Linked DNA regions of Homo sapiens: region 2 is linked to region 1. Evidence: read pairs that join two places in POLR2A ChIA-PET (ENCODE). Cell type or tissue: MCF 10A. All regions are shown on one strand. Each heading gives the region's core, and the rest is flanking DNA. Links, peaks and the distances in the headings are about the cores only. Region 1 overlaps MAML2 (mastermind like transcriptional coactivator 2). Region 2 overlaps MAML2 (mastermind like transcriptional coactivator 2).

Region 1 (4,399 bases), core at 155-4,154:
ATCTTAGAAACTGTGATACAGCAATGACAGATGTAGCCCTTATTCCCCTAAAAACTTTAAATTTGTCAGATAAAATTAGCAGAAAACAAACAAATCAAAACTGCATAAAATAGAATATCTTCACATCAATTCATTAGTGAAACAGTAAAAAATGTTACGTTCAATGGAGGAATATGAAACACAACAAAAGTGACAAACCAGTAGCTACACTATGCCTCAATAAGTATTCACAGAATCAGCAACATGTCAAGCTGTCTCCTACCTCGGGGCCCTTGTACCTGCTAGCCTTTCCCTACCCAGCAAGTTCTCTCTGCTTAGCTATCATGTTAATCCTTCAGATCTGAAAGCATGTGCCCCTTTCTTCGGGAAGTTCTCCTTGACTCCCTAAAATTATATCAAGTTTTCTGACTCTCTAAACTTTCCTTAATATCACTTATTATAGTTCATAGTTTCCTTCTAATAGGTATATACTTACCCTAGTACCTACGCATAATCCTGTAGTGATCCATTCCTTAATATTGCTTTTCATAGTTCACAGTTATACATTTATGTGATTATTTCATAAATAAGTCTCATTCACAGCTATACTGTAAGTTTCATGCCAAGAATGCAGGGAGTGGTTCTCTCATCCTCCTGTTTCAGCCCAGTGCCTGGCACACTGTGGTTGCACAATATATATGTGAATAAATGAATAAATGAGCAGTATAGTATGTGTTCAGAGCATGAGCTCTGAAGTTAAACATATTTCAGTACAAACACCATAATCTCACTATCCAATTATGTGACTTTTGACATAGTTTGCTCCTCTCTGAGATTCATTCAGTTTTCTCATGGGTAAAATGGAAATAATAATAATAGTAGTTTCCTTATATGGTTGTTGTAAGTTTAAATGAGAAAAGGCATACAATGTGTTTTGCTTAACACCTGGCAGAGAACAAGTGTTTATTGTTGTTGCTGCTGTTATTATTTATGTCTCTGTCGCCATCGAATGAAATCATTACAAACTCGGCCAGGTGCAGTGGCTCATGCCCGTAATCCCAGCATTTTGGGAGGCCAAGGCAAGCAGATCGCTTCAGCCCAGAAGTTTGAGACCGGCCTGGCCAACAAAGTGAGACCCCTGTCTCTACAAAAACTACAAAAATAGTGGAGCGTGGTGGTGCACACCTGTAGTCCCAGCCACTCGGGGGGCTGAGGTGGAAGGATCACTTGAACCTGGGAGGCTGAGCCTGGAGTGAGCTGAAACAGTGCCACTGCACTCCAGCCTGGGGGGAGAAAAAGGGAACACTACAAACTCAATTCTCTCATATTTTTTTCTTCTTGTTCAGGAAGGTGGGAGAGAAAGTACTGATTGAGTCTATCTCTGATGAGCTTCTGGACAGCCCAGTCTTGGCCACATCGGGTTTCCAGACATTTTTGCTGCCTGGCTAACTCCCCATGGCATCAGCTAACTTCAATCACTCCCTCCAGCCATCACCAGGCTGGATTCTTGGTTTCCTATTACTATCTAGAGGTAAAGCTCTTTAATTTATCTTGCTTTTCTCCTTCATGCTAGCACCCAGTTCCTAGGATATGACACTGTGTAGAGCTAGGTCAGAAGAGAAATGAAGTCACACTCAAAAATGGTTCCACTTTTCCAACTTCCAAACACTTTCCCCAAGTCAACCATGTACATACACCTTGACTTTCCTCTCAGGATGACTTCCTGCCACAACTAATGGAGTGCCTGGCTAAAAATAAACAAATAAAATAAGAAGATGGCCGCTGTCCACCTTCCATTGGGACATTTTACTTTTGAGAACAAACATTTAGTCACTGAAGCTGAGGAAGTCCTCATTCAAGGACAGGGTTTCCTTGCTCAGTCGGCCAGACCAGACCAGACAAGCCTCATGCGCCTGAAGGTCCTGGCTCCTGGACCCTCACTGTATTTATAAAGTCTTAACAGAGTGACTGTGAATTCCATTGTGGTGATGCTGCCTCCGGCTGGCAGATGGCCATGGTTTCTAGACTTCATAAGCAATTTTGAGGCCTGCAGATATGGGCATTGAGAGCACTAGGCTCTCCTTTACATATCTATGTTCACGCGGTCTCTTGTAAAGTTATCTTTGACATATTTTAAACTTATTAGTTGTTTTCTGAAAATGTGGCTACTTCTAGTTGAACAAAAAAAAAATGCTCCCTAGTCTCTCACCTCCTGAGGCATAGCTTTGTAGAACAATCTATAGAAATAAAGAGCTTTTAGGAAGTTCAGGGTTGAAACAAAGAAAAAGAAAGTTGTTTCTCAGCAGAAAAATGCAACAAAGCCTTTCTTCTTACCAAATAACTTAAGAATGTCTGAACAAAAACATCCCAAACCTGGCTAGTGCCAGAATTTCTCAGATAAGTCAAGAGAGGGGAAAAACACAAATCACACCCCAAACCACCAAGAGATGAATGAATGGCAAAAAGAAAACAATACATAATTTAAAATGTTGTTAAACATTTAAAGAAGTAAATTGTAACCATTTTCTAGAACAGCAATTATACGTAAGAGTGTTTTCTAATTAATTTTCTTCTGAAAACAATTGGTGAGATCCTGCAGAGATTCCCTCTCTTCCCCCAAGGCCTTTCACACCCCTGGAGCCCCAGGAAGCCCTCTGAATCTCCACTCTCTACCTACCTAGAGGATCCCTTACCAGATACTACCTCGTGTGTCATGTTGTAAAGCATTTCTCACAATGTGGCTAGTCTTTCTAACCAGACTGCAAGCATCCTAGATACAGAAATATAATCACATGATCTCCCCAGAAGCTACCATGGTGCCTTGACTACATATCGATTGATTCATTTAAGAATTTCTAAATGTTTTCTTCAAACCAACAGAGAATAAAAATCTGAATGAGTACTTCATTGCATTATACCAGTATAAAAGCAGAACTGGCAATACCATAAATTTGAAATTACTCACATTTTGAGGAAATTGTAGACTCTTTGGGCTGCAGAGAAATATCATTGCTTGGTGCTCACTCTCACATAACATTCTGTCTTGCAAAATACCAGACAGATATCAAAAGCAGGAAGGTGGGTGTGGATATGGAAAACAGAAATCAATTTGCAGTATTTTGGTATCCTAGAACCAGTGAAACTTTTTCTTACACAGAAAAGTACTATGTTTGGTATGCAAATATTATTATTAAACTTAACACCAGTTGTTAAGTTTTCAGAATTGTTATCCTCAATAGGATAAGCTGAAAATTGAAACAGCTTTAAGAAAAAACATTTAACGAAACGTGGGATGTTTAATGAAAAATTTCCCACAATATGACTGTCCCTGGTCCCATTTTTAGAAAGAAAATCCTGAGCTATTTAGAATATGGAATGATGAATATGGATAGACCTGGCTAGTCTAGAATAGTCTAGGATAGAATATGAGTATGATGATGACAACATTTGTGCAAAAATTTTCAGTTTATAAAAATACATCAAAATTCATTAATACCTCTTTCAAAGATTTATATGTTTTGCTCATTCAAATATTTGTATATATCTATATATATTTGTACATCTTGATTCTCAATTTAAATGCATTACTTCACTTACTGCTCTTTTAAGGATTTATACATATTCTTTTTTCAATGATTTATACACAGTGCTTTTTGATGTAGGCAAATGAAGCAGCTGAAATGTTAGAAGAACAAGGTTGTAACTTAACTACTTTATAGCATCCTATATGCAGAGTTGAAGACTAGACATACTAGCTCCCTTTCTTCAAATGGGTAAACGAATACACAGAAATGTTAAATAATTTACTAAAATGTATGTAGGGATGACTGCCTCTTGAGTTTCCTGATTTCCAGGACAGCCCACATCAGATTATGTTGATTCTTTTCTGGCCAGTCTGAGACCTATAGAGTCCCAACGTTCTCTGATTTCATCCATACCTATCTTTGGAAATAGTCCTCAGGAAATGAGGGAACAATACGAAGCCTAATGTGCTGTGATGTGTGTAGAATATATTTGACACTTGTCTCGCTAATTAAAACTCTACTTCTCTACCCAAATAGCGGTGTTGTAAGAGATCATCACACTCACTTCTGCATTTCCTTCCTTATTTAATGTCCTCATGGTCACATGAGATGACTAAATGCTCAGGTCCTGAGCTACATTTCCATGTTTAGTAAATCAGGAAATAGTGAAAGATATGTCTTGTGACATTTTCATTCCAAACTTAGACTAGGCATGAGTATTTAATGACAAGCGAATAGATGTGAATGAGAAAGAGGTCAAGATTTGAATAATCTGGATTGGTATCTAAAATAATTTATAAGAAAAAATCATATATAGGGGGTTTTAATAAATATATTTCTCTCTATATAAAAACTCTCCTGATTCCCACAGGTAAAATTATTTCCTCTTTCGTGTA
Region 2 (4,399 bases), core at 180-4,179, 110 kb before region 1:
AGATCGCACCACGGTGACACTTTACTCTTCCATCCTCTTTGTTAGTAAGTCTACCTCCCAGCTCCTTAAGCACTTTGTTTCCACTCTGCATCTAATTGCTTTTGGATAATTATATCATTAAGTCTTTGTAATGAATAATAAAAAATAAATCACATCTGTGGAGGGCTGTGGAGCAAGACGCTAGGGTAAGCAAATTGTCAGTTATTTTCCCTTTCTTTGTCCTCATTCCCCTCCTCCCTCTAACCTTCTGAATTAGAATATCGGCCAAGTGGGGACCAAGAATTGTATTTTTAAAAGAGTCCCTGGATGATGATGATGATGATCAGTGAGGTTTGGAAACCACTGACCTAGAGGATGAGGATTCTCAGAGTCTAAAGGAGAAACCGAAGAATGCAGTTAAATTACAAAGATCCTCATGTTTCCTTAGTTCTTGCCTCCAAATCGCTCAAGGGATAGTGTCTTGCTCTACTCAGTAATTCTAGGGCAAGTGCTGTGATTTTGAACCTACAAGATGGGAAAATGGTGCAACAGTCCCTTGGGAGGTAGCCAGATTCATAACTAACGAAAAAGTAGTAATCTGAAGGCAGCCAGAGTCAGGGGGGAGTGAAGGATACTTTGGATGCTATTCCAGGTCACAGGCTCATTTCTGAGAGAGAGAGAAAGGTTCCTAGATCCCCTACTCCGCACCAGCCTTGAAGAGAATCCAAACCCCATCTTTGGCCCTGGGAGACGCTGGCTTCTCAGAGTCTCTGGCACCCCAGTGGTCTCAGATCTTGGTCAGAAATAAGCAGACTCCCAGGGATATTCATTACAGTATATTTCCACTGAGATATAGACGTTCAATATTTGTTCAATTATAGCTTGAACTGCCTGCTATGGGGGAAGCCATTAACACAAGGAGACATGATTCCCCAGTAACAGGAAGGAAAGAATTGGATTTGTCCAGTGGATATTATTAGCACATGGCAAAAAACATTTAACAGACATGTACTTTGGTGAAGTGTCAATAAACCCTCAATAAACATGCTTCAGAGAAGCACCATATTATTTTTGCCTTGCTTCAAATTTAAATTTCAGCTTATCAAAGTATTCCTTATTAATCATAATGAACTCATCCAGTATTAATATAAAATTGTTCTGATTAATGGGCTAGTGCTCTGGCATCTTTCAGGTCACCACAGTGAGGCATTCTTTTTCGCAACATAAAGAAAAAAAAGAGAGAAGACTAGAAAGGCAGAAATGGGAAAGCAATGCCCTTAATTTTGTGTCCATTCCATATTCCCAACTGCGTGATTTTTTTTTTTTTTTTTTTTTTTTGAGACGGAGTCTTGCTCTGTCACCCAGGCTGGGGTGCAGTGGCGCGATCTCGGCTCTCTGCAAGCTCCGCCTCCCGGGTTCACGCGATTCTGCTGCTCCAGCCTCCCTAGCAGCTGGGACTACAGGCACCCGCCACCACGCCCGGCTTTTTTTTTTTTTTTTTTTTTTTTTTTTTTTTGTATTTTTTAGTAGAGACGGGGTTTCACTGTGTTAGCCAGAATGGTCTCGATCTCTTGACCTCGTGATCCGCCTGCCTCGGCCTCCCAAAGTGCTCGGATTACAGGCGTGAGCCACCCCGCCCGGCCCCTGTCTGCTATGATTTTAACTGGCCTGAGAACTGACCTGTGTATGTTAACTACTGCCCTGGGGCGACAGCACAGAAAAGCTCACAATTCTCCAGCCATGTAGATACAGCTATGCTTTGGCCTCCTGACTTGCAGATAATCTCTCTGAATTTCTAAAACCTAATTCTCTACTAAAGGGGTGGAAAACCTGCAGATTTTTTTTTTTTCCTCTAGGGTGATTCTCCAAACTCTTCTGCTCTCCCCTGGAGCTGCAGAAAATCCTTCAGCCTACTTAAGTGCCCTACTGTATATGGGTTCTGTGGAGCAGTCATAAAGAACGGGAAAGAAAGTCAAAGAAGGGAGTTGCATAAGAAATGGATGTAGGACAAATACAAATCTTTTAGGCTGGGTGTGTGTGTGTGTGTGTGTGTGTGTGTGTGTGCACGTGCACGTGCATGTTTGTGTATGAGATTTTTTCCCCATAGAAAATATAAGCAATTCAGTCATAAGAAATTCTATCTCCAAGGCTGCAGTAAACTATCACACCTGTAGGCTTTTATTTTTCACAGAGGACCCTGTAAAATCCAAGGCAGCAAATCAGAATTCTGTGTGGTTTAGAGGGAATGCAACCACAGATTCCAGCCAAGAGGGAAAAGCTCAATTATACCATTCTTTACATGCCCAGTCTCGTTCTCAGAAAGCCCCATGTAAGTGAAATGTGATCCACGATCATGGCCAGGGCAGAGGAAATACAAGCTGCAAGCCCCTGCATTATGCATAGTGAATATCCTTTAAGGTGTTGGTGCTGGAACAGCAGGTCTAATACCCACTTGCCTGATGGGCATGATGAGCAAGGATTTCTGAGTGATGTCATTCCCTTTCAGGGACTGTAGTTGACTCATGGGCTGGCTGAATCCATCTATTCAAAACCATTCAATGCTGAGAGTCCAGCCTTCTACTCCTGGATACTTTTGTGCACAGGACAATCAAGGAAGGAGATCTAAGATGATGAGATGCCCATGTCTGTTTCTCTCACACTGTCTTACTGCCCCCACTGCTGGAAGCATTCTTCTTTCAATCCCCATCCTTCCACACCATTGACTGCAGTCATAGCCAGCTCCTAAGCAGCCCCGTAAAGGCAGGAACCACTAGATCTCCAAAAAAATGCCATCACAATATACCTGAGCAAGGTGTGCTTGAGAGACATTTACAGTCTTTTTTTTTTTTCACGTATCTGCCTGCTTCTACAGGTGACAGCTCCTCCAGGTCAGGGAGCTCACCTGGGTGTTCATGGAGTCCTCCGCAACTCATCCAGAGACTTGCACCTAGTAAGAGCCCAGTAATGCTTGTTGAATAAAGGGGCTGGCAATTTACCATTTGCCTTTGATGTGGTTAATAGCCCACACGTGTCTAGCTTTGTGGTCACATGCAGTGCCCCCAACTAGGCTACGGTGCTTCCGTCCTGTACAGAGAAGTCTGAATTCAGATATGATGACATTTTTAGAGCCTGCTTTATAGTAAGGTTGCACCAGTTATTCAGAGTTTCCTCTGGAATCACCAAGTGGTGAGGTAGGAAACAAGGGAATTAGCAGCCACTGCAGCCTTTATAAATAAGAGACTTCTGTAAGCTGAGGAACAGTGTGCACAGATGGGGAAGGGAGGGAGGAGGACATCGGCTTCACAGACAGAAATTAAGAGTAACCCGGCCGGCATGGTGGCTCACGCCTGTAATCCCAGCACTTTGGGAGGCCGAGGTAGGTGGATCACCTGAGGTCAGGAGTTTGAGACTAGCCTAACATGGTGAAAACCCGTCTCTACTAATAATACAAAAATTAGCCGGGCATGGTGGCACGCACCTGTAATCCTAGCTACTCGGGAGGCTGTAGTAGGAGAGTCGCTTGACCCCGGGAGGCGGAGGTTGCAGTGAGCCGAGATCGGGCCACTATACTCCAGCCTGGGCAACGAGCAACGAGCAACCAGCAACGAGCAACGAGCAAAACTCTGTCTCAAAAAAAAAAAAAAAAAAAAAGGAGTAAACCCAGCAGGTGTCGTGATTTAGAAATGGCTGTCACAGTTCTGTGGCCCACTGATTCCTACACTATTTCCTCTAGGTTCTGTTTCTACCAATGTTCCAGAAGGCATTTATCTTCTCTCCCTCTCTTCCATACACAGCGTTCCTCTGTGTTGGAAGTGGGAGATAGGCATGAATAAGACCTGTCTCTGCCTTTGAACACTCACAGCTAGGTGGGGAGGAGTGGTGTGTTAGCCAGTAATTACGACACAGGATGTTCTCTGGTTTGATTCCAGTGTGCTATGGTAAGAGAACCACCTAAGAAGAAGAATAGAAAGATAGTCTGATCCTGGCTTTACTACTATTTTTTTAACAAGTCAGCCCCAATTTCCTCATCTGTTAAATGTAAACCATAACACTTACTTTACCTAACAAAGATGATTGAGTTGTTTTAAACATTTATTGAGTTAATCCATGAAAATGCACACTCAAAGGATAAAGTTCTGTAGACACCAGGCCTCCTTCTCCTTATCATCATCATCATCACTACCATCATTATGATTTTGTCTATTTAAACACACGCGTGTGTGTGCGTGTGTGTGAGACAGAGAGAGAGAGAGACTGCACATGAACGGATGTGCATACACCTCGTGAAAGGGCATGAGAGGAGGGAAGAAGGACCACCGATCAGGAAAATACTTAAAAGGGTCCATGTAGAACGAGGAATCAAATGCAAAACCTGCCATGATTTGCAAAAAGAAGCTGCTTATGTATTATGCTCAGATGC

Evidence for each region. Peaks named below come from ENCODE experiments on the same cell type or tissue, not always from the same donor. Only the 100,000 strongest peaks of a DNase experiment are listed, where the experiment ranks them.
Region 2: POLR2A ChIA-PET joins it to region 1 with 14 read pairs; 10 of 35 experiments call an interaction of 5 or more read pairs at or near these places.

Annotation. Positions count from the first base shown.
Region 1 is chr11:96,226,813-96,231,211 of GRCh38, forward strand. All of the region lies in intron 1 of MAML2 (mastermind like transcriptional coactivator 2), which reads right to left. Among named protein-coding and RNA genes, the nearest start is that of MIR1260B, 110 kb to the right of the region's middle. In MCF 10A, for the core only: no CTCF peak of the experiment used is centred there; DNase peaks (open chromatin) are centred at 629 and 1,969.
Region 2 is chr11:96,120,488-96,124,886 of GRCh38, forward strand. All of the region lies in intron 1 of MAML2 (mastermind like transcriptional coactivator 2), which reads right to left. Among named protein-coding and RNA genes, the nearest start is that of MTMR2, 200 kb to the left of the region's middle. In MCF 10A, for the core only: no CTCF peak of the experiment used is centred there; a DNase peak (open chromatin) is centred at 2,394.